Regions from separate parts of the Homo sapiens genome. Here region 2 is linked to region 1. Evidence: read pairs that join two places in POLR2A ChIA-PET (ENCODE). Cell type or tissue: OCI-LY7. All regions are shown on one strand. Links, peaks and the distances in the headings refer to the core of each region. The heading gives the core; the rest is flanking DNA.

The links. ChIA-PET counts read pairs that join two places held together with the same protein. Peaks named below come from ENCODE experiments on the same cell type or tissue, not always from the same donor. Only the 100,000 strongest peaks of a DNase experiment are listed, where the experiment ranks them.
Region 2: POLR2A ChIA-PET joins it to region 1 with 10 read pairs; 5 of 35 experiments call an interaction of 5 or more read pairs at or near these places.

What each region holds. Positions count from the first base shown.
Region 1 is chr2:42,592,078-42,604,770 of GRCh38, reverse strand. The region is part of intron 3 of MTA3 (metastasis associated 1 family member 3); the gene reads right to left. All of the region lies in intron 2 of LOC105374555 (a long non-coding RNA gene), which reads left to right. Among named protein-coding and RNA genes, the nearest start is that of MTA3, 30 kb to the right of the region's middle. In OCI-LY7, for the core only: CTCF peaks have their summits at 5,731 and 5,937 (motif pointing right); DNase peaks (open chromatin) are centred at 4,530, 4,940 and 5,920; H3K4me3 peaks cover 1,739 bases; H3K27ac peaks cover 2,824 bases.
Region 2 is chr2:42,540,336-42,553,028 of GRCh38, reverse strand. It overlaps a transcript of MTA3 not described here. Among named protein-coding and RNA genes, the nearest start is that of MTA3, 22 kb to the left of the region's middle. RefSeq lists enhancers at 5,145-5,650, 6,546-7,432. In OCI-LY7, for the core only: a CTCF peak has its summit at 6,364; DNase peaks (open chromatin) are centred at 5,228, 5,798 and 6,738; H3K4me3 peaks cover 2,911 bases; H3K27ac peaks cover 3,414 bases.

The DNA.
Region 1 (12,693 bases), core at 1,998-9,997:
CCTAATCTCAAGTAATCAGGGACACAAACACTGCGGAAGGCCGCAGGGTCCTCTGCCTAGGAAAACCAGAGACCTTTGTTCACTTGCTTATCTGCTGACCTTCCCTCCACTATTGTCCCATGACCCTGCCAAATACCCCTCTGTGAGAAACACCCAAGAATTATCAATAAAAAAATAAATTAAAAAAAAAAAAAAAGAAAAGAAACATTCAGAGCAGACCAAGTAAGAATTATCGAGCAACACTAAATTCAGCAGCAGCAAGGATAGACTCACAAAGTTACAGCATAAAACACTGCAGAACATAAACATCAATAAGTTACTGTAAAAGGGGCTTTATTTTTCACATTTCATTCCAGTGCTTTTCAAAATTCTTCTTTCAAGATTTAACACAAAGTGGATGGGAGACTAAACTTAAGAGTTACACTGGACGCCGGGCGCAGTGGCTCATGCCTGTAATCCCAGCACTTTGGGAGGCCGAGGCGGGTGGATCACCTGAGGTCAGGAGTTTGAGACCAACCTGGCCAATATGGTGAAACCCCATCTCTACTAAAAGTACAAAATATTAGCTGGGCATAGTGGCGGGAGCCTGTAATCCCAGCTACTCTGGAGACTCAGGCAGGAGAATCGCTTGAACCCAGGAGACGGAGGTTATAGTAAGCCAAGATCACGCCATTGCACTCCAGCCTGGGCGACAAGAGCAAAACTCTGTTTCAAAAACAAAGAGCTGGGTGCGGTGGCTCACGCCTGTAATCCCAGCACGTTGGGAGACCGAGGCAGGCGGATCACAAGGTCAGGAGATCGAGACCATCCTGGCTAACACAATGAAGCTCCGTATCTACTAAAAATAGAAAAATTAGCCAGGTGAGATGGTGGGCGCCTGTAGTCCCAGGTAGTGGGGAGGCTGAGGCAGGAGAATGGCGTGAAGCCGGGAGGCGGGGCTTGCAGTGAGCCATCACTGCACACCAGCCTGGGTGACAGAGCCAGACTCCGTCTCAAAAGAAAATAAAAAGGAAAGAAAGAAAATTGTGTTGACCTCATAGACCCCCTGGAAAGGATTTCAGGAACTGCTGAACTAAATGCAAAAGAAATCTTACCTTAAAGTACATATTAAATGAAAACCAAAAATTGGCTAAGTATGAGTTTTTTACTTTACTGACTTTAAGAAATTTACCACAGAAATTTTATTTCCACAGTGTGAGATACAAGGACTCATCAGTTATTCTATAGCAAATCAGGATCCCATCAGAAATTTAAGCTATTTCTGCTTTATATTTATTCAAAGAACACTGCATCGGGCAAAAGCTGCCCAATACTGTAATAAATTCCAAGTCCATATGGAATTTTATATAGTCTCAACATGCTACTGTACTATTTTTCACTTGCTATCAATTTTAAAACAAAGAATCAGAACCAAATTATCTAGCACCAACAGAGCACCATCCATCCTCTAATTCATTAACACCCCAGCAAGCAGCTTCCTAAAACACAATTTCTATTTCTCCCGTTTTGATAAAAAGGCCTCAATAACTTCCAACCAACCACCATTAGGGTAAAAACTAAACTTTCACGGCTTATACATCTAACAATCTGCCTTGCCACATGTTTTAACAAGGACCTGTGTTCTCCCTTCCACCCTACCCCCAGCAAAAAAAAAAAAAAAAAAGTAAATTTATTGATGTGCCTACCAACGTGTTCTGAGGCTATGAGGAAGCCATAAAAGTCCTACCCTGAATTACAGTCCATCCTGGATTCCAGGCAAGAATATATACCTTCAGATTTGGTGAGTACTATAAAATTACACAGCATACTCTGGAAGCATGACAGAGGAAATTCATGTCATGTAGCTTGATGAGCCAGCAGAGGCTTCTCTGAAGAAATCAGTCTGAACGGACACCAGAAGGGAAAGGGGGTGGATGGCTGGGCCCCTGTCTTTGGTAATTAGAGAACACTCCTCTGGATAAGGATAGCCCAGGTATCTGTACTTGGGCTTGGTCTGACTGAGGGAATTTACTGCTTTTCCCTTCACATCCTGCTAACTCAGCTAAAAACCTCATTAGGGAGTGTCTCCCAGTTTTAAAGCTCAAAATCCCTCATTTAGAGAACCCCTCAGTCCCCAGCAAATGAGGACAATTTGATCACCCTAGCCCTCATATTACCCAAATGAAGCATTAAACTTATGGTACCATAATAGCTAAAAATTTAAAAGACTGAAAGAACATAGACCAACTGGAGTTCTCATACATTAACAGAGGAAGTGAAAAATTGGTCCAACCACTTTGGGAATCTGTGTGGCAAAATCTACTGAAGTAAAATTTCTGTGACAAGTTTCTTCCACCACATGAACCAACAATGTTTCTCCTAGGTAATTACCCAAGAGAAATGAGAGCATAAGTACACCAAAAGACCTGTACATGAATGTTCATAGGAGCTTTATTTGCAGTAGCCAAAAACTGGAAATAAGCCAAATGTTCAGTAATAGGAGAACAACAACTAAGGCTGGGTATGGTGGCTCACGCCTGTAATCCCAGCACTTCAGGAGGCCGAGGCAGGTGGACAGCTTGAGCCCAGGAGATCCAGACCAGCCTAGGCAACAGGATGAAACCCCATCTCTACAAAAAAATACAAAAATTAGGACTGGGCAGTGGTTCACGCCTGTAATCCCAACACTTTGGGGGGCCAAGATGGGTGGATCACCTGAGGTCAGGAGTTCGAGACCAGCCTGGCCAACATGGCAAGACCCCCGCCTCTACTAAAAATACAAAAATTAGCCGGGCAAGGTGGTGGGTGACTGTAATCCCAGCTACTCAGGGGGCTGAGGTGGGAGAATTCCTTGAATCCGAGAGGTGGAGGTTGCAGTGAGCCAAGATCATCCCACTGCACTCCAACCTGGACAACAGAGCAAGACTCCATGGGATCAGACAAAAACAGCTGGCAGTGGTGGTGCACACCTGAAATCCTAGCTACTCCAGAGGCTGATGCAGGAGAATTACTTGAACCTGAAAGGTGGAGGTTGCAGTGAGCTGAGATCGCAACCCTGCACTCCAGCCTGGGCAGCACTGCAAGACTCTGTCTCAAAAAAAATTAGGTGGGCTTCGTGGCGTGAACCTGGAATCCCAGCTACTCAGGAGGCCGAGGTGGGAGAATCCCTTGAGCCTGGAAGTTCAAGACTGGCCTGAGCAATATAGTAACACCTCATGTCTACAAAACAAAACTTAGAAAGTTAGTCGTGTGGCGGCACGCACCAGCGAGAGGGTCACTTGACGGAGACCCTGCCTCAAAACAACAACAACAAAACAGACAAGGCAGTGCTCAGTGCTTACACAGTGTTGTGAGCAGTATTTATTTACAAACAGCCACACTGGAAAAACTTAATAGTTCATAGCGTATTGGATAGACTACACAAAAAGGTCTTGCCTCTGTAAGAGGGAATAATTAAGCCCCAGGCTGAGCACTGCTCCACACTCACTTAACAAATCACAGATGCAACAACCAAACATCAGGCTGTTTCCAAGTAACTTAAATGCATCCCAGAACAAAGTTCAAGTTGATTTATAATAATAAAAAATGGGTCAGGGATGGTGACTCACACCTTAATCCCAGCACTTTGGGAGGCCAAGGCGGGTAGATCGTGAGATCAAGAGATGGAGACCATCCTGGACAACATGGTGAAACCCTGTCTCTACTAAAAATACAAAAATTAGCCGGACGTGGAGGCGCATGCCTATAGTCCCAGCTACTCGGGAGGCTGAGGCAGGAGAATTACCTGAACCCGGGAGGCGGAGGTTGCAGTGAGCCAAGAACACGCTACTGCACTCAAGCCTAAGCGACAGAACATGACTCCATCTCAAAAAGAGAAAAAAAGAAAAAAGAAAAAAATCCAGAGACAAACTCTACTCAGCAAATAAAAGATGTAAAAGAAATGAACCATTGAGCTAATCACAGTGGCTTACGTCTGTAATCCCAGAACTTTGCGAGGCCAAGGCAGGCAGATCAGCTGAGGTCCGGAGTTCAAGACCACCCTGGCCAACATGGCGAAACCCCATCTCTATTAAAAATACAAAAATCAGCCAGGTGTGGTGGCGCATCCCTGTAATCCTAGCTACTAGGAGACTGAGGCACAAGAATCGCTTGAACCCAGGAGGCAGAGGTTGCAGTGAGCGGAGATCACACCACTGCACTCCAGCCTGGGTGACAGAGCAAGACTCGGTCTCAAAACAAAACAAAGAAACATGGGCCTGAATGGGAAAGGGGATGCAAAAAAAAAAAAAATTAATAAAAAGAAACATGGGCCATATATACTATAGGATGTAACCTTTTTCAAACCTTTAACCAGTTTGGAAACCAAAAGTCAGAAAATTAATAGTCTACCATGGACAAAATGGAAATAAGAATCAGTTGGAGGGTAAAGGATTATAACTTCACTTCCTGCAACCATCTGCTATAGTACATTTCATTCTGGGAGCCCTTCACTAACAAATTTCTTCTAATCCTGTTGCCCTTTCCCCTTTACAGCTGTTCATATGAAAAGACAGACAACCACAAGCAAGTTTTTTTGTTTTGTTTTGTTTTTTTTGAGACAGAGTCTCGCTCTGTTGCCCAGGCTGGAGTGCAGTGGCGCGACCTTGGCTCACTACAACCTCTGCCTCCTGGGTTCAAGCGATTCTCCTGCCTCAGCCTCCTGAGTAGCTGGGACTACAGGAATGTGCCGCCACACCCAGCTAATTTTTTTTGTATTTTTAGTACAGACAGGGTTTCACTGTGTTAGCCAGGATGGTCTCAATCTCCTGACCTCGTGATCCGCCCGCCTCGGCCTCCCAAAGTGCTGGGATTACAAGCGTGAGCCACCATGCCTGGCCCATAAGCAAGTTTTTTAAAAAGTCTTGAAATGGAAAACATTTCCCTAACTGTATAGAGAACAGAGTAGTCTGAAAACCACCTAAACAAAAGAAGAAATGAAACTCCTTAAGCTACAAAAACCCACCAAATGAGTCAACCATATTATACCTTAATGACAAAAAGAATTAAACAAAAACAGGAAATAAAATATTTTATTTTGTTATCTTTAGGGATATCTTTACAACATCTTAACCTTGAATAATTTTCTACCATGATGAAATTAATTCCTGTCAGGAACTGCAGTTTCACCCACATGAATTACCACTACTCTTTTCTTTTTTTTTGGAGATGGAGTCTCACACTGTCGCCCGGGCTGGAGTGCAGTGGCGCAATCTCGGCTCACTGCAACCTCCACCTCCCAGCTTCACGCCATTCTCCTACCTCACCCTCCTGAGTAGCTGGAGGCGCCCGCCACCACACCCGGCTAATTTTTGTATTTTTTTTAGTAGAGACGGGGTTTCACTGTGTTAGCTAGGATGGTCTCGATCTCCTGACCTTGTGATCCACCCGCCTCGGCCTCCCAAAGTGCTGGGATTGGGATTACAGGCATAAGCCGCCGCGCCCGGTACCACTACTATTAAATGTAAAGCAAGTTTGGCTAGCCAACTATTTTTATAATGTTGCTAGAAAGATGCACAAATCCCCATAATATGAAAACATGTGCAGCTTTAAAGACTCATAGAAGTCTTATAAACATGGACACGATGCAACACTGGCTCAGGAAAAACTTGCGGAAAGGAACTGGCATGAGGTACACTGAAAGGATATGGGACATTAGCCACCGTCCTGAGCCCTGAGCTGTCACCACTAGCAAACGAAGTTAAAAAGGAGAGCAGCCACAACCATTCTCCACATTCCTAGGTGTCAAGAAAGGGGCAGAGTGAACTAAGGCTTCAGATGACCATTTTCCAACTTCCTGGCTGGAAGGGACAACTGAAAATGCATGCCACTAGCACAACTCTAGAAAAGCCTCCAGTGGTACCCACTTCCCATGTATGTCAAGGCTTCTGTGTTAATGTGAAAGTCCTCCAGGGGGCCCAGTCAAAGCTACTGTTTTCTGCATGTCTTATGATTTGTAGGGGCTTTTATTCATTTAATCGCTACAAAAACCCTCAACACAGGAAGGGTAATAAGGTAGAAAGTATTAATGAGTCCCTTGTAAAGATGAATTAAGGCTCAACAACGTTAATTTATCTGCCCCATAATGCCAAATTATACAAACATATAACAAAATGCAGTATATTTATCTTATCCAAAATAAATTTTAAGGAGATAAATAAAACATACAAAAGAAGCATTTAGAGGACAGGATACTAATCCAGTTAGGTGACCTTAGACCTAACCAAGGACTCAACCAAAAAATACAGAGGGTTTAAACAGATTATGTATAAGGTCCTTACAGGTCTAAAATTCCGTGATTTGGAATGCTAAATGAAAAATACTTTGGACTACCTAAATATAGAGGCACTATATTAAGGTAAAAGCACTATTTAGAAATAGAAGTAGTGAAGGCCAGGCGCGGTGGCTCACGCCTGTAATCCCAGCACTTTGGGAGGCCGAGGCGGGTGGATCACGAGGTCAGGAGATACAGACCATCCTGACTAACACAGTGAAACCCCATCTCTACTAAAAATACAAAAAATTAGCTGGGTGTGGTGGCAATAGTCCCAGCTACTCAGGAGGCTGAGGCAGGAGAATCACTTGAACCCAGAAGGTGGAGGTTGCAGTGAGCCAAGATCATGCCACTGCACTCCGGCCTGGGCAACAGAGCAAGATTCTGTCTCAAAAAAACAAAAAGAAAAGAAAAGAAATAAAAATAGTAGCAAAAAGATCCGGAATTCAGTGAATGTACACTATACTTCAATAAAAAGATTTGTTTTAAAAAGATAACTTGGCCAGGCGCAGTGGCTCATGCCTGTAATCCTAACACTTTGGGAGGCTAAAGTGGGCAGATCGCTTCACCCCAGGAGTTCAAGACCAGCCTGGGCAACGTGGCAAAACCCTGTCTCTACAAAAGGATACAAAAATTAACCAGACACGATGACACACAACTGTAGTCCCAGCTACTCAGGAGGCTGAAGCAGGAGGATCAGTTGAGCCTGGGAGGCAGAGGTTGCAGTAAGCTGAGATGGTGCCACTGCACTCCAGCCTGGGCAACAGAGCAAGACCCCATCTCAAAAAAAAAAAAAACAGGTGGGTGAGGTGGCTCACACCTGTAATCCCAGCACTTTGGGAGGCTGAGGCGGGCAGATCACAAGGTCAGGAGTTTGAGACCAGCCTGGCCAACATGGTGAAACCCCATCTCTACTAAAAATACAAAAATTAGCTGGGCGTGGTAGTGCACGCCTGTAATCCCAGTAACTCAGGAGGCTGAGGCAGGAGAATTGCTTGAACCCAGGAGGTGGGGGTTGCAGTGAGCCGAGATCATGCCACTGCACTCCAGCCTGGCCAACACAGCAAGACTCCATCTCAAAAACAGAAAAAAAAAAAAAAAAAAAAGATAACTTGTCGGCCAGGTGCAGTGGCTCACTCCTGTAATCCCAACACCTTGGGAGGATTAGGCAGTAGGATCACATGAAACCAGTACTTTGAGACCAGCCTGGGCAACACGGTGAGACCCCATTTCTACAAAAATAATAATAATAATAATTTTTTAAAAAGATGGCCAGGTGTAGTGGCTCATGCCTCTAATCCCAATTCTTTGGTAGGCCGAGGTGGGCGGATTGCCTGAGCTCAGGATTTCGAAACCCGCCTGGACAACAAGGTGAAACCCCGTCTCTACTAAAATACAAAAAAAAAATTATTCACCGGGCAATGCAGTTTGCTCCTGTTGTCCCAGCTACTCAGGAGGCTGAGGGAGGAGAATTGCTTGAACCCGGGAGGCAGAGGTTGCAGTGAGCCAAGATCGCACCACTGCACTCCAGCCTGGGCGACAGAGCGAGACTCTGTCTCCAAAAAAAAAAGATAACTTGTGGAAAATTTTAGATTAGCTACTTCAAGTATAAAAATGATTTTCATTCTGTAAGTCCACAGACAGCAAAAAAAAAATTAAGGATTTTCAATCAACTAGTCACATGAAAATATACAACATGAGCCTGTATTCTTCCAGACCACAAATTAAGCCACACAATGACAGAAGTAAAGCTAACACAAGGCTTTCTAAAAAGCTTAAGAATATCTAATTGCTGGAATGCCTCATTTAATGATCAATAAGCAATGTGACATCAATTTTAAAGTATTAATACAGTACTTGCTTTGTTCACAAAAAATATAAACCATTAACATTCAGAAGACCAGATCAATAAGAAAATGTATATCATAAAACATAATTAACTTGTCAAATAATAAACCTTTATAATATTTACAGTTGATAATAATCTGGTTAATGAGACACAAACTTGCCATAACTGCCAATTACAAAATGTCACTTACAAAAATAAAAACTCCATAAAATAGCAAGAGAAAAATGTCCTTTTAAATGAAAGTTGATTACTTTAATGCTGTGATAAAAAATAGATTTTATGCCAACTCCAATCAAGGGGTAACAGCTGGCTAGAAAGGACCAAGTGGGCCCAAGGGCAGAGTAAGGACTCAGTATCTTGGTTGGGCCCTGGCTGCAAAAGGAGAGTAGCAGGCTGACTGAGGTCTATGTGCCTACACACTTCATAGACTAAGAAACAAAAAGCCATGGGCTATGTTCTCAAAATGTAAAATGTTATAAGAAAATACAACACACATCTTAAAAATCAACTATGTTTAGCTTTATTCCTAATAAACTTTGTGACTGAAGTACAAAATTAGAAATAAGAAAAAGTTTTTCAAATGCCAGGATGACCTTTTATTGTTCTTTTATTTTCCCTTCTCTCTTTAGTATTTCTCTCGGAAGTATTAAGATTTCAAAAACTGGGCAGAATGAATCACAGACAAATGCTTTCAGAAACTTAGATGGGGACATATATAATGTAAGATGGACTTAACTTACATGTAGAATAAAATGGACTTACATGTAAAAGCATTTAGAGTGTCTGGTATTATGTGTTAGCTCCTACTATTATTGTTAAATCATTATTGTAACTTATTACTAAGTCATAAGTTACTAAGTAAAAAGTTACAATAATAATTTTTAAAATTTTTTCCAGTCCTATGTGATCTGAAAAAATATATATATACCCAAATACCGTTTACTTAAACATGGGAAGGTAGAGGACAAGGAAAGAAGAAAAGCTAAGTAAAATGTATTTCCTTGTTCTAATAGGAGAAGAAGTCACGGAAAAATGTAAGGTTAAACACGTCAGTTTACAATTAGGAATATCTGCTTTACTTCCTTTATTGGAGTAACTAAAGGTTTCTTTTATTATTTTCCCCCTACAAATTAATTTAGCAAAAGTTAAACTCAAAATAGGCAAAGAATATAAACAGTTCACAGAAAAGGACACACATGTGGCCTTTTAAAAATATAAAAACATGCCGGGCACAGTGGCTCACGTCTGTAATCCCAGCACTTTGGGAGGCCGAGGCAGGCAGATCACGAGGTCAGGAGATTGAGACCATCCTGGCTAACACGGTGAAACCCCATCTCTACTAAAAACACAAAAAAATTAGCCGGGCATGGTGGCAGGCACCTGTAGTCCCAGCTACTCGGGAGGCTGAGGCAGGAGAATGGCGTGAACCTGGGAAGTGGAGCTTGCAGTGAGCTGAGATCGCGTCACTGGACTCCAGCCTGGGTGACAGAGCGGGACTCTGTCTCAAAAAAAAAAAAAAAAAAAAATGAAGCTCCTGTTTAGCCTTACTACCTTGGTTTTGAATAAGAATAGATAACTATGGCCCAGTGTGGTGGCTCACACCTGTAATCCCAGCACTTTGGGAGGCCGAGGCAGGCAGATCATGAGGTCAGGAGATCAAGACCATCCTGGTTAACACGGTGAAACCCCATCTCTACTAAAAAATAAATAAATGAATAAATAAATAAATAAATAAATAATTAGCCAGGCGTAGTGGCAGGCTCTTGTAGTCCCAGCTACTTGGGAGGCTGAGGCGGGAGAATGGCGTGAACCCAGGAGGTGTAGCTTACAGTGAGCTGAGATCGCGCCACTGGACTCCAGCCTGGGCAACAGAGTGAGACTCTGTCTCAAAAAAAAAAAAAAAATATATATATATATATATATATATGTATATTTATATATGTATATATGTATATTTATATATGTGTGTATATATATATTTATATATATATATAAAAAGATGTTCCACTTCAGTCATAAGAAATTTAAGATACAATCCCACCAAGGCACCATTTTTAATCTGTAAGATTAGTAAAGATTAAAAAATTTAATCCTAGGCCTGGTGCAGTGGCTCCCACCTGTAATCCCGGCACTTTGGGAGTCCGAGTTGGGTGGATCACCTGAGGTCAGGAGTTTGAGACCAGCCTGGCCAACATGGTGAAACCCTGTCTCTACTAAAAACACAAAAAATTAGCCGGGCATGGTGGTGCACACCTGTAATTCCAGCTACTCAGAAGGCTGAGGCATAAGAATTGCTTGAGCCCGGGAGGCAGAGGTTGCTATGAGCTCAGATCATGCCACTGCACTCCAGCCTAGGGACTGTCTTTTAAAAAAAAAAAAAAAAAAAAAGGGGCCTGGCGCATGGCTCCCTCCTAGCACTTTGGGAGGCCAAGGCAGGTGGATCATCTGAAGTCAGGAGTTCAAGACCAGCCTGGCCAACATAGTGAAATCCCACCTCTACTAAAAATACAAAAATTAGCCAGGCATGGTGGTGTGCGCCTGTAATCCCAGCTACTTGTGAGGCTGAGGCAGAAGAATCGCTTGAACCTGACAGGGGGAAGTTGCAGTGAGCTGAGATCACACCACTGCACTCTAGCCTGGGTGACAAAAGAAGACGTCTCAAAAAAAAAAAAAAAAAAAAACTTAATCCTATACTGGTAAAAATGGAAGGGAATGGGCACTCATTCATTGCTGGTAGGTGTAAATTGGAAGAATATCTGAAGCAATTAATTTGGTAATATCTGTCAAAATCACAATGCATATAACCATTTATTTTTTATAGAGATGGGGTCTTGCTATGTTGCCCAGGCTGCTGAAATGCAGTGGCTATTCACAGGTTCCATTGTAGTGTACAGAGCAAAACTCCGTCTCAGTAAATAAATAAAGACTCCATATCAATAAATAAATAAAGATAGATGCCATAGTCCTCCGAGTACTAAATGACATATATAGTCACACACCACATAACATTTAAGTCAACAGCAAACCACACATATGAACAACGGTCCCTTAAGGTTATAATGAAGCTGAAAAACTCCAACTGCCCAGTGACACTATAGCGGTAATATCATGGCACAAAGCATTACTCACATGTCTGTGATGATACTGGTATAAACAAACCTACTGTACTGCCCATCAAATAAATGTATAGCACATAGAATTATGTACAGTACTAACACTTGACATAGATAATGACTATGTTACTGATTTATGTATTTATTATACTATACTTTTTTTTGTTTTGACACAGAGTCTCGCTCTGTCACCCAGGCTGGAGTGCAGTAGCACGATGTTGGTCAGGCTGGTCTCAATGTCCTAACCTCAAGTGATCCGCCCACCTCGGCCTCCCAAAGGGCTGAGATTACAGGTGTGAGCCACTGCACCTGGCCAATATACTATATGTTTTATTGTTGTTTTAATTCTATTTAATTTTTTTTTTTTGAGACAGAGCCTTGCTCTGTTGCCAAGGCTGGAGTGCAGTGACATGATCTCGGCTCACTGCAACCACCACCTCCTGGGTTCAAGCGATTCTCCTGCCTCAGTCTCCCAAGTAGCTGCGATTACAGGCCCATGCCACCACACCCAGCTAACTTTTGTTATTTTTTAGTAGAGACAGTGTTTCACCATATTGGTCAGGCTGGTCTCGAACTCCTGACCTCAACTGATCCCCCCACCTCAGCCTCCCCAAGTGGTGGGATTACAGGCGTGAGCCACCGCACCTGGCCTATTGTTGTCTTAGAGTGTATTCTTTCTACTCATTAAGGAAAAAAGGTTAACTGTAAAACAGCCCCAGACAGGTCCTTCGGAAGGTATTCCAAAAGAAGGAATTGTTATCAAAGATGATAGCTCCGTGTGTGTTACTGTTCCTGAAGACCTTCCAGTGGGACAAGATGTGGACTGAGAAGACAGTGATATTGATGATCCTGACCCTGTGTAGGCCTAAGCTAATATATATGTTTATGTTTTCATTGTTAATAAAAAAAGTTTAAAAAGTGAAAATGAATTTTTTTGAGACAGGGTCTCCATCTGTACACCAGGCTTGTGTGCACTGGTGCAAACACAGCTCACTGCAGCCTCAATCTCCCAGGCTCAAGCAATACTCCTGTCTAAACCTCCCGAGTAGCTGGGACCACACGTGCATGCCACCACACCCGGCTAATTTTTAAATATTTTGTAGAGACGGAGTCTTGTTATGTTGCTCAAGCTGGTCTTAAACTCCTGAGCTCAAGTGATCCTCCCATCTCAGCCTCCCAAAGTGCTGGGATTACAGGTATGATCTACTATGCCCAGCCATAAATGAATTGGTTTTTTGTTTTGTTTTGTTTTGTTTTTGAGATAGAGTCTCACTCTGTCTCCCAGGCTAGAGTGCAGAGGCATGATCTCAGCTCACTGCAACCTCTGCCTACTGGGCTCAACCAATCCTCCTGCCTCAGCCTCCCTTAGCTGGGACTACAGGTGTTTACCACCAAACCCGGCTAATTTTTATATTTTTTGTAGAAACGGAGTTTCACCATGT
Region 2 (12,693 bases), core at 1,564-9,563, 51 kb after region 1:
CTGGGATTATAGGTGTGAGCCATCATACTCAGCCTCGGAGTAGAACTTTCTTTGATTTTTTTTTTTTTTTTAATTTTTTGAGATGGAGTCTTGCGGTGTCGCCCAGGCTGGAGGGGAGTGGCGCGATCTCGGCTCAATGCAGCTTCCACCTCCTGGGTTCAAGCAATTCTCCTGCCTCAGCCTCCCGAGTAGCTGGGACTACAGGCATGTGCCGCCACACCTGGCTAATTTTTGTATTTTTAGTAGAGACGGGGCTTCACCATGTTGGCCAGGATGGCCTCTATCTCTTGACCTCATGATCCGCCCACCTCGGCCTCACAAAATGCTGGAATTACAGGCATGAGCCACCACGCCTGGCCCTTTCTTTTTTCTTTTTCTTCTTCTTCTTCTTTTTTTTTTTTTTTTGGACAAGGAGTCTCTTCCATCACCCAGGTGGTAGTGCAGTGGTGCCATCTGGGCGTTTATTGCAGCCTCAAACTCCTGGGCTCAAGGGATCCTCTCACCTCACTTCCCAAAGTGTTGGGATTACTTACAGGCTTTAGCCACCACCCCCTGGGGCTAGGAGTCTAGTTTTAAAAAGCCTTTTCAATAGTCCAAGTGAGAGAAAGTTTTAAGACAAGCATCTTCATAGTCTGCTCTAAATTTGCTGATGAGCTCAGATTCACTTGTATTATTCATTAATTTATCTAAGAAAGGGCAGGAAGGAATAACCAAATCCCATCTGATTCATACCTCTCCCCTTACTTCTCGGCTGTGGCCTTTATCTCTTTACCAGCTCACTGCTGCTCAGCCACACTGGTCTGATTATTCCCTAGACATGCCAGGCACACACCAGTCTCAGGGCCTTTGCAATTCTGCTTCACCCCAAACTTCCCTCACCGGCTTGACAGCTCAAATACATCTCCCACTTTGGGAGGCAGAGGTGGGAGGACTGCTTGAGCCCAGGAATTTGATACCAGCCTGGGCAATATAGGGAGACCTCATCTCTATTAAAAAACAAACAGGCCAGGCACGGTGGCTCACACTTGTAATCCCAGCACTTTGGGAGGCCGAGGTGGGTGGATCAAGAGGTCAAGAGATCGAGACCATCTTGGCCAACATGGTGAAACCCCGTCTCTACTAAAAATACAAAAAATTAGCCAGGCGTGGTGGCGGGTGCCTGTAATCCCAGCTACTCTGGAGACTGAGGCAGAGAATTGCTTCAACCCAGGAGGCGGAGGTTGCAGTGAGCCGAGATCGCACCACTGCACTCCAGAGCGAAACTCCATCTCAAAAAGAAAAAAAAAATTACCTCCTCAGTGCAGTCTTCCCTTCCCATCCTATTTAACATTGTAATATCTGCTCAACTCCCCAGCACTCTGTGTCACTCTCTCCCGCTTTATTCCTCTCCATAACACACCTGACATACCATATATTGTACTTACAATATGTTTTTCCCACTAAAATGTAAGCTCTTTGAGAAGAGGCATGTCTGTCTGTTTTATGTACTGCAGTCTCCTCAAGGGCACACCTGGCAGATAGAAGATACTTGAGAAATAAAGCCAGCGTGGTGACTCAGGCCTGTAATCCCAGCACTTTGGGAGGCTGAGGCAGGTGGTTTACCTCAGGTCAGGAGTTCGAGAACAGGGTGGCCAACGTGGTGAAACCCCATTTCTACTAAAAATATAAAACTTAGCCAGGCATGGTGGTGTGCATCTGTAATCCCAGCTATTCGGGAGGCTGAAACAGGAGAATTGTTTGAACCTAGAAGACAGAGGTTGCAGTGAGCCAAGATTGCACCAGTGCACTACAGCCTGGGCGACAGAGCAAGACTTCGTCTCAAAAAACAAACAAACAAACAAAAAAAAAAAAGAAATATTCACTGATCAAATGAATGACCCGAGCTCAAAGCTGTTTTGGAGAGAAAGTCTTCTTCATCTACTATTCTATCATAAATTTTAATTTATTTATTTATTTATTTATTTATTTATTTATTTATTTAGTCAGAGTCTGGTTCTGTCACCCAGGCTGGCGTGCAATGGTGCGATCTCTGCTCACTGCAACCTCCCCTCCTGGATTCAAGCTATTCTCCTGTCTCAGCCTCTCAAGTAGTTGGGGTAGCTGGGACTACAGGTGTGCACCACCATGCCCGGCTAATTTTTGTATTTTTAGTAGAGATGGGGTTTCGCCATGTTGGCCAGGCTGGTCTTGAACTCCTGACCTCAGTTGATCCACCCACCTTGGCCTCCCAAAGTGCTGGGATTACAGGCATGAGCCACTGTGCCTGGCCCTCTATCATGAATTTTAATATCTTCATTGCTCCACCAGTACTTCCACCATCAAGTCCACATTCCTTAGCACAATATTCAAGGATAGCCCTTTACAATCTGTCCCCCAGTTCCCCTTCCCAGTCTCTTGTCCCAGCGCCTTTCTCCCCATGTACTCTGCCAAATCTGAGCCACCCTTAGCTCCTTGAGCAGGACGTGAGCTTTCCTTGGCCTAAGCCTTGCACCCACATTTCCACAACCTGACCTCCTTCCTTCTGCTGCTCCATTGGGTGAACCCCTCAGCATATACAAAACCTCCTCCCCAGAGCACTAACACCTCCATTACACTACTGTATTGTACAGTAATCCCACCTTATCTTCGGAGATGCTTTCCAAGACCCCCAGTGGATGCTGAAACCAAGGATAGTACTGAACTTGATTGCTAGCAGTCAGAACACATTTCTGTTAATGTCTTCCACCCACAAATTTAATGCTTTTTCCATCTTAACTAAGCAATTATCATGCACTGTGGCCATAATTTTTGCAGGTTGAGGTGTGACAGCAAAACCAGCATGAATTTATTTTTCCTTCTTAACAATTTCATAGCTATAAGATTTGTTCTTATGGTAGATCTTAGCAACCTCAGCTTGCAGTTTTTTTCTTTCCTTAGTAAGCTGAGAACTTTCACCTTTTCACTTAAAGGAAATACTTTATGGCTGCTCTTTGGCATATCTGAATTGCCAGCACCATTATTCTTGTGCTTTGGAGCCAATATTAGGTAAAATAAGTGTTCCTTGAACACAAGTGCTGTGATACAGCAACAATCAATCTGATCAGCAAGAAGGCTACTAAGTGACTAATGAGCAGGTACAGCCTGGATACACTGGAGGAAGGGAGGATGCATGTGCCAGGTGGGACGGAGTTGGGTGGCACAGGATTTCATCTTACAGTGGGACGGAGTTGGGTGGCCCAAGATTTCATGTTACTCAGAGCTACACACAATTTAAAACTTCTGAATTATTTGTTTCTGGAATTTTCCATTATATACATATATAATATATAATTTAAATATATAATATATAATATGTATATATAATATATTATATATTATATATGTATATGTATATAATATATTATATATTATATATGTATATGTATATAATATATTATATATTATATATGTATATGTATATAATATATTATATATTATATATGTATATGTATATAATATATATTATGTAATATATGTATATTATATATTATATCATATATATTATATATGATATAATATATAATTTAAATATATAATATATAATATGTATATATAATATATTATATGTATACGTATATATTATATATTATATAATATATATTATATACGTATATATAATATATACATATATTTTATATACGTATATACGTATATATGTAATATATAATGTATACGTATACGTATATAATATATTATATATTATATACGTGTACATATACATTATATATTACATATATACGTACACGTATATAATATATAATATATTATATACGTATACATATATAATATATACAAATATAATATATTATATACATATATATATTATATATATATTTTAAGATGGAGTTTTGCTCTTGTTGCCCAGGCTGGAGTGCAATGGCACGATCTCGGCTCACTGCAAGCTCCGCCTCCCAGGTTCAAGCAATTCTCCTGTCTCAGCCTCCGAGTAGCTGGGATTACAGGCATGCACGACCACGCCCAGCTAATTTTGTATTTTTAGTAGAAATGGGGTTTCTCCATGTTGGTCACGCTGGTCTTGATCTCCTGACCTCAGGTGATCTGCCTGCCTCAGCCTCCCAAAGTGCTGGGATTACAGGCGTGAGCCACCGTGCCCGCTGATATATATATATATATTATATATATATATATATTATATATATATATTATATATATATATATATTATATATATATATATATATTTTTTTTTGAGACAGGGTCTCACTCTGTCACCCAGGCTGCAGTGCCATGGGGCAATCACAGCTCACTGCAGCCTCAACCTCCCCAGCTCAGGTGATCCTCCCATCTCAGCCTCCTGGGTAGCTGGAACCCCAGGTGTGTGCCACCACACCTGGCTTAATTTTTGTGGAGATAGAGTTTTCTGTAGAGATGGCGTTTTTGCCATGTTGCCCAGGCTGGTCTTGAACTCCCGGGCTCAAGCAATCCTCTCGCCTCAGCCTTCCAAAGTGCTGGAATTACAGGCGTGAGCCACCATGCCCAGCCCATTTAATATTTGCATTTTAATTTTATGTATATACGTATATTTTGAGACGGAGTCTTGCTTTGCTGCCCAGGCTGGGGTGCAGTGGAGCAATTTCGGCTCACTGCAACCTCTGCCTCCCAGGCTCAAGCAATTCTTGTGCCTCAGCCTCCTGAGTAGCTGGGATCGCAGGTGAGTACCACCAAGCTCCGCTAATTTTTTGTATTTTTTGTAGAGACAGGGTTTTGCCATGTTGGCCTGGCTGGTCTCGAATTCCTGACCTCAAGCAATCTGCCCCTCTCAGCCTCCCAAAGTGCTGGGATTCCAGGCATGAGCCAGCGCGCCCGGCCCCCTTTAATATTTTTAGACCTCAGGTTAACTAAAACCTCAGAAAACAAAACCACGGATAAGAGGGGATGATTGTAATGTCACGGGTTATTTGGGGTTGCCTCTCTACTGTATGGGTGGCCTCCAAACTGGGCTGACCATCAGGACCACAGGGCAGCTTATCTTATTTTTCATAGTAGCTTTAAAGCTAACTAAATATGGCCTTAGAAGGACTCCGTACTTCTTTATTTGAGTCCTCGTGGACGAACTGCAACCTAGCTTAATAGATAGACAAGATTGAAAACCTAATTTAGGAGTATGCACCTGTAACAATAGCTAAGTCAGGACCACAGGGCAGTTTATCTTATTTTTCTTAGTCGCGTTAAAGCGAACTAAATATGGCCTTAGAAAGACTCTGTACTTCTTTATTTGAGTCCTCGTGGACGAACTGCAACCTAGCTTAATAGACAAGATTGAAAACCTAATTTAGGAGTATGCGCCTGTAACAATAGCTAAGTCTTGGCCAGTCCCAGAAGCCATACTTCAACTGCTGAGTGTTCAAATAAGACAAATGCCTCCAGGCGCGGGGGTTGACGCCTGTAATCCCAGCGCTTTGAGAGGCCTTGGCGGGCGGATCACTTGAGGTCAGGAGTTCAAGACTAGCCTGGCCAACATGGTGAAACCCTGACTCTACTAAAAATACAAAAATTAGCCGGGCGCGTTGGCGCGTGCCTGTAATCCCAGCTACTACTTACGAGGCTGAGGCACGAGAATCGCTTGAACCCAGGAGGTGGAGGTTGCAGTGAGCAGAGATTGCGCCACTGCACTCCGGCCTGGGCGACAGAGCAAGATTCAGTCTCAGAAATAATAATAAGGCAAACGCAGAGCTGTAACCAAGCCAGCTGTTCTGTACCTCACGTCCTATTTCTGTTCATCACTTCCTTTTTTTGTCTGTAAATCTTACACCACGTGGCTGGAGTCTCTGAATCTGCTGTGATTCTGCCGGCTGCCCGATTGGCGAATTGTTCATTTAATTCAGCTGAGATTTTTATCAGTAGACTTCCAGACTCCACCCTAGACCTACAAAATCTGTCTCTGGGGGAGGGGCCAGGGAATCTGTATTTTATAAAGTTCCTCCATAGACTGTAGTCATCAGAGAGTAGTGGGGGGAACCTCTGCAGTTTAAAGTCCACATCCTCGTGAAGCCTGGCAGATTAGCCCCTGCTAGCTCCCTACGCAGTTTCTTACCACCTCTGTAAAGCTCTAGCAATAAGATCCCTGTGACAAGTGTCTCATTCTGCCACATTGTATCGTTATTTGCCTGCATGTCCCACCCTGATCACATTCATCCTCCTGTCTGCCCACATGTCCTATTTCCTACCAAAATGTGAGACATTGAGAATAGAGACCCCTTCTGTTACCGCCACAGATTATATGAACACGGATGCTGGGTGCAGTCTTGCAACATGCGTAAGGAATAAAACCAGGAAATGCCTCTAAATAGAGTGCATGTAGGAAACTCTAAGTAATTTTTTTCAGTTCTTTTTTGTTTGACCAGGAAAAAAGATGACCAACTAGGAATGACCAACCTAGAAACGCCTCTAGTTTGACTAGAAAAAAGTGACCAACTAGAAATGCCTCTAGATGGAGTGCACATAGGAAACTGCAAGTAATTTTTTTCAGTTCTTTTTGGTTTGATTAGAAAAAGGATGACCAAAGTTGCCAGGTTAGATGGCAGGGGATGACCACCCCTGGATTTGATTATACACATTTTACTGAAAGAAACAGGTCCAGGGACACTCAGGGTCAGAAAACCAAGTAGAGCAGACAAGGACATCCTAATTCTGGAACCGAGATTGCCAGCATCCTACACAGGCTTCTTCCTCAGTGTGGGGCCAGGCCACACCCTCCACTAATTTCTCCTGGGGCCTTTGTTTGAGTGGAGCCACTTCATTAGCATGTAACAATGGAGAAATCCGAGGTGCCCTGTGTTTTCCATTTATATTTTAAGTGCCAGCAGTCACCAGGCGCCTCCATTGTTATTGCTGTTAGCTGAAGTTAATGGTTTCTTATTAAAAATCTAAGGTCCTCCCTCCCTCCTTCCCTTCCCTACCAGGTTATCTAAAGAGTGAATTCCCGGATCAGCCAATTGCCCTTTCAGGAGTGGCTTAGGGAAGCTGCTTTTAAATAGTACCATTATCATTGCGATTAGTGTTAACGCGGAGCCTGTCTTTCATTTCTTGAAATCTTTCTGGGAAGGCACGTTCCAGATACCCATCTTAAGAGAATTTCAATAACCAGAATTTCCAGTCTGAAGGCCTTCCAACTGCAGCGTGGCACAGTAGGAAGTATGGAGATCTCAGGTCAGGGCTTAATCAGGAATCTTAACCTGAACCTCAGTCTGAAATCCATGAGCCTCAATGTCCATCCATGTATGTAAGCTATCTGCTTTTGTATCCCAAGCTTCTTTAAGGTACACATCATGCAATCTATTGAAAACGATGTGTCAACTTTAAACCCTCTTGAAAACCTGCCATGTGCCAGGCACTAAACTAGAAGCTTTACACATTTTATCTAATGAGGTAGGCCTTATACCCTTATTTTACACATAAGAAACCAGATTCCTCTGCTGTCCCACCCCCGAAACACTCACACATTTTTAACTCCAACTCATTGATTCTATCTGGGAACCTCCCACTCTCCCTTCCATCCCTCAAACATAGCCTTCCTTGCCCTAGTTCTTACCTAGAGCATTTCTCTCCCGAGTTACTGACAATGCCTTGTGTTTTCTTAGGTTCCTTTTTTTTTCTTCTTCTAATTTTATTTTTGAGACAAGGTTTCTCTCTGTCGCTCAGGCTGGAATGCAGTGGTATGATCACGGCTCACTGCAGCCTCAGCCTCCCAGGCTCAAGTGATCCTCTCACCCCAGCCTCCCAAGTAGCTGCGAGTACAGGCGTGTGCCACCATACCCAGCTAATTTTTGTACTTTTGGTAGAGACAGGGTCTCACTATGTTGCCCAGGCTGGCCTCAAACTCCTGGGCTCAAGTGATCCTCCTGCCTTGGCCTCCCAAAGTGCTGAGATTACAAGCATGAGCAACCACGCCTGGTTGGGATTCAAAATCTTAATGGTCTCATGACTGAGCTGTTTTCTGCAGCTCTCATCACCTGGACTTGGAATGCTGGAGGCCACTAAACTTTGTGAGTCCTAAACAAACAATTATGTTGTTCAAAGAATGGGCTGTTTAAGGTCAGATATTAGCTGGTTGTCAAAATGCCAGCTGTGAAGTTGTCCTTACAGGGTTAACAAAAATTCTAGACAGAAATATAGTTAAAATTAAGCATTAATCAGGCTGTACTTGACCCACTTCCTTGTAACTGAAAGCCATATAGCACGAGATACTGACCATTTGCATCCTCCTCATTCTTCCTATAGATAGAATTTCTGATGTCAGAATCATAAGGTTTTGTTTAATAATTGCTTAAAGTAGCAAGGAATATCACTGTTTTTTTTAAAAAAATGCTGGGCAAAGTGGCTCACGACTGTAATCCCAGCACTTTGGGAGGCCGAGGTGGCAATCACCTGAGGTCAGGAGTTTGAGACCAGCCTGGCCAACACTTGCTCTGAGTGACAGAGCAAGATCCTGTCTCAAAGAAAAAAAAAAAAAAAGTTATTTTTGGTATTTTAGTGCCTAAGTACATCAAAGCATGACTATAACTATGTTTTTTTTTTTGTTTTTGTTTTTGTTTTTTTTTGAGATGGAGTCTTGCTCTGTTGCCCAAGCTGGCAACAGAGTACAGTGGCGCAATCTTGGCTCACCACAACCTCTGCCTCCTGGGTTCGAGCGATTCTCCTGCCTCAGCCTCCTGAGTAGCTGGGACTATAGGCACGTGCCACCATGCCTAGCTAATTTTTGTATTTTTAGTAGAGACGAGGTTTCACTGTGTTGGTCAGGCTGGTCTCAAACTCCTGACCTTGTGATCTGCCTGCTTTGGCCTCCCAAACTGCTGGGATTACAGGCGTGAGCCACCGTGCCAGGCCAGACTGTAACTATCTTAGAAGCATATACTGTTATGTGATAGCAGGAGACATCTGGACATTCTGCTGTCATAGGAGTTTGTCCTTGCAGGCGAACTAAACTGCTTCCTTAGTCATAAACATCTTATGACCATGGGGAGGACTGGCAAGGAATGTGTCTTTCTAGTTTAAAGATGGAGTTGATTTTAAAATGGTGTCACCTTGGCTCGGCTATCTTCCTGTTTCTCTAACAGGAGGACCACTTGAGCCCAAGAGTTTGAGACAAGCCTAGGCAATATAGTGAGACCCCTGTCTCTAATTAAAAACAAATGAACAAAATATATATATATATTTTTTAATGTATGTATATGTTAGATACATAATTTTTTAAAATGTTGCTTAAAGACCAGGCATAGCGGCTCATGCCTGTAATCCCAGCACTTTAGGAGGCCAAGGAGGGAGGACTGCTTGAGGCCAGATGTTTGAAACCAGCCTGGGCAACAGAGTAAGACCCTGTCTGTACAAAAAAAAAAAAAAAAAAATCAGTAACCTCCCAAGTGAGTATAGTCCCAGTCCCTTGGGAGGATGAGGTGGGAGGATTGCTTGAGTCCAGGAGTTCCAGGCTGTTGCAATGAGCTATAATTGCCACTGCTCTCCAGCCTGGGTGACACAGTGAGACCCCGTCTCAAACAAACAAACATAAAAAGAACTGTTGGCTGGGAGCAGTGGCTCACGCCTGTAAACCCACCACTTTGGGAGGCCGAGGTAGGTGGATCACGAGGTCAGGAGTTCGAGACCAGCCTGACCAACATAGTGAAACCCCACCTCTACTAAAAATACAAAAATTAGCTGGGCATGGTGGTGTGCACCTGTAATCCCAGCTACTCAGGAGGCTGAAGCAGGAGAATCGCTTGAACCAGGGAGGCAGAGTTTGCAGTGAGCTGAGATTGCGCCACTGCTCTCCAGCCTGGGCGACAGAGGGAGACTCTGTCTCAAAAAACAAAAAAAATTGTTTAAGATGTTTTTCAGATCCTGAATTCCAGCAAACAGTTGATGCCACCCAGTTTAAAGACTCCCACAGAGAAATGGAATCAGCATGAGAATACAGTTTCTTCATCTCCCTGTCCTAAGAATTTGTCCTGAGCTCTTGGACCAATCAACACTCTCCACACTTCTTGCCTACCCCAAAACTCTTAAAAACCCCAGCCCCAAACTCCTCGGGGAGACTTAATAGTTTGGGTTGGGGATTGATGTGTTTCTGGTTGTATGAAGGATAGTTGTATTATGTTAGGCGTAAATATGACCTTATTATTGTCTTTATTTGAAGATTATGGGCTGGGTGCAGTGGGTCACGCCTGTAATCCCAGCACTTTGGGAGGCTGAGGTGGACAGGTCACTTAAGGTCAGGTGTTTGAGACCAGCCTGGCCAACATGGTGAAGCCCTGTCTCTACTAAAAATACAAAAAAAAAATTAGCTGGGTGAGGTGGCAGGCACCTGTAATCCCAGCTACTCAGGAGGCTGAGGTGGGAGGATTGCTTGAACCCGGGAGGTGGAGGTTGCAGTGAGCTAAGGTCATGCCACTACACTCTTGCCTGGGCAACAGAGTGAGACTCCGTCTCAAAATAAATAAATAAATAAATAAAATAAAAGATTATGTATGATTTCAGGAGATGTGTAAGGGTTTAAGCTAACAAGGGGTGTACGTGTGACGGTTAATATTGAGTGTCAACTTGATTGAATATATATATTCCATTGGTTCTGTCCCTCTAAAGAACCCTGACTAATATATCCTTGGTATTCAGTACCAGTCTTTTCTTCACATATGGGTATCTATAACAAGAAGTTCTCCATAGGATTATAACGTAACAGAAAGCCCACGACTTGCATTGTCTGATAACTCACCCACATTCCCATCCCCTTCGCAGAGATGGGCTCAGGGCCATGTGTATTATTTGGGACCCCGCTCCCCTGTCCCTAGCTGACTGGCGTACGGGAAGACCCCTGACTCCTATGGGTCAGTTACTCAAGAGTCTGGGAATGGAGTGGAGACTTGTGAGTCTATACTTGATCTAGGCATAGAGCAAACCCATTTGCAAAGAAAGCAGAATAAAGCAGGGATTATCAGTGTAGTTCCAGAAAGGAGACAGCACACACACTGAAAAGCCCAGAAAACTGCTGCCTTGGCTCCTCACAACCCTCTAGTTCTAGATTTCAATCCCTCCTGAGGCTGGTTTTTGGGCCCATGGGTTCAGTATTCCTGGCCTGAGCAGGCTTCCATTGTTCACAGCCACAGAGCCCTCTCTAATTGACAGTAGCCATCTGGACAAGAGACTGAAGGGAAGAAGTGGTTTGAATAGGTATTACTGAGAAGACTTGGGAAATAACCTAAATCCCAGCAAGAGGCTGGAGCATATCCTTAGGACTGGAAGGGATATACTGACAGCTATAACCTAATCAATTGCTACTGTGACTGAAACAAGGTTACTGAATGGCACAGGACTCTACAGATGCCCCTCAACTGATGATGGGGTTACCACTGGGTAAATCCATGGTAAGTCAAAAACACACTTAATACACCTCATCTACCCAGTGTCACAGCTAAGCCTAGCCTACCTTAAACACACTCAGAACACATAGTAGTCTACAGTTGGGCAAAATCATCTGACACAAAGCCTGTTTTATAATAAAGTGATGACTATCTCATGGAATGTATTGAGAACAGTACACTGTAGAGTACATTACAGGTTGTGTATCCTCATGATTGTGTGGCTGACCAGGAGCTACAGCTTCCTGCCACTGCCCATCATCACAAAAGAATATCACAATAAGCCTGGGAAAAGACCAAAATTCAAAATTTGGGCTGGGCGCAGTGGCTCACGCCTGTAATCCCAGCACTCTGGGAGGCCGAGGCGGGTGGATCACCTGAGGTCGGGAGTTCGAGACCAGCCTGACCAACACGGAGAAACCCCATCTCTACTAAAAATACAAAATTAGCCGGGCATGGTGGTGCATGCCTGTAATCCCAGCTACTAGAAAGGCTGAGGCAGGAGAATCACTTGAACCTGGGAGGCGGAGGTTGCGGTGAGCTGAGATTGCACCACTGCACTCCAGCCTGGGCAACAAGAGCAAAACTCCATCTCAAAAAAAAAAAAAAAAATTTGAAGTAAGGTTTCCACTGAATGTGTATGGCTTTTGTACCATCATGAAGTCGAAAAATCTTAAGTTGAACCATCATAAGTCAGGGACCATGTGTAGTACAAAATTCGTGCATTGAATTGTTTACTGAATGGCTAACATTAAAAGGCAAATTATCAATTTGGGAAAAAACTTTTTTTTTTTAATTTTTTTTTTTTTGAGACAGGGTCTTGCTCTGCCACCCAGGCTGGAGTGCAATAGCACGATCACAGCTCACTGCAACCACAAACTCTTGGGATCAAGTGATTCTTCTACCTCAGCCTTCCAAGTAGGTAGGACTACAGGCATGCACCACCATGCCTGGCTAATTTTTAAATTTTTTGTAGAGACAAGGTCTTACTATGTTGCCCAGGCTGGTCTTGAACGCCTGGCCTCAAGCGATCCTCCTGCCTCGGCCTTCCAAAGGCCTGGGATTAGAGGTGTGAGCTACTGTGCCCAGCTGGGGAAAGAATATTAATGACAAAGGGAAAATACTTTTTCAAAATATAGACAGATCATTTTCCCCTGTCAAGGGTATTTACAGCCTGGGTATTGTGGCTTATGTCTAATCCCAACTCTTTGGGAGGCCAAGGCAGGAGGATTGCTTGAGACCAGGAGTTCAAGACCAGCTTGGGCAACATAGAAGACCCCATCTCTACAAAAAATGTTTTAAATTAGC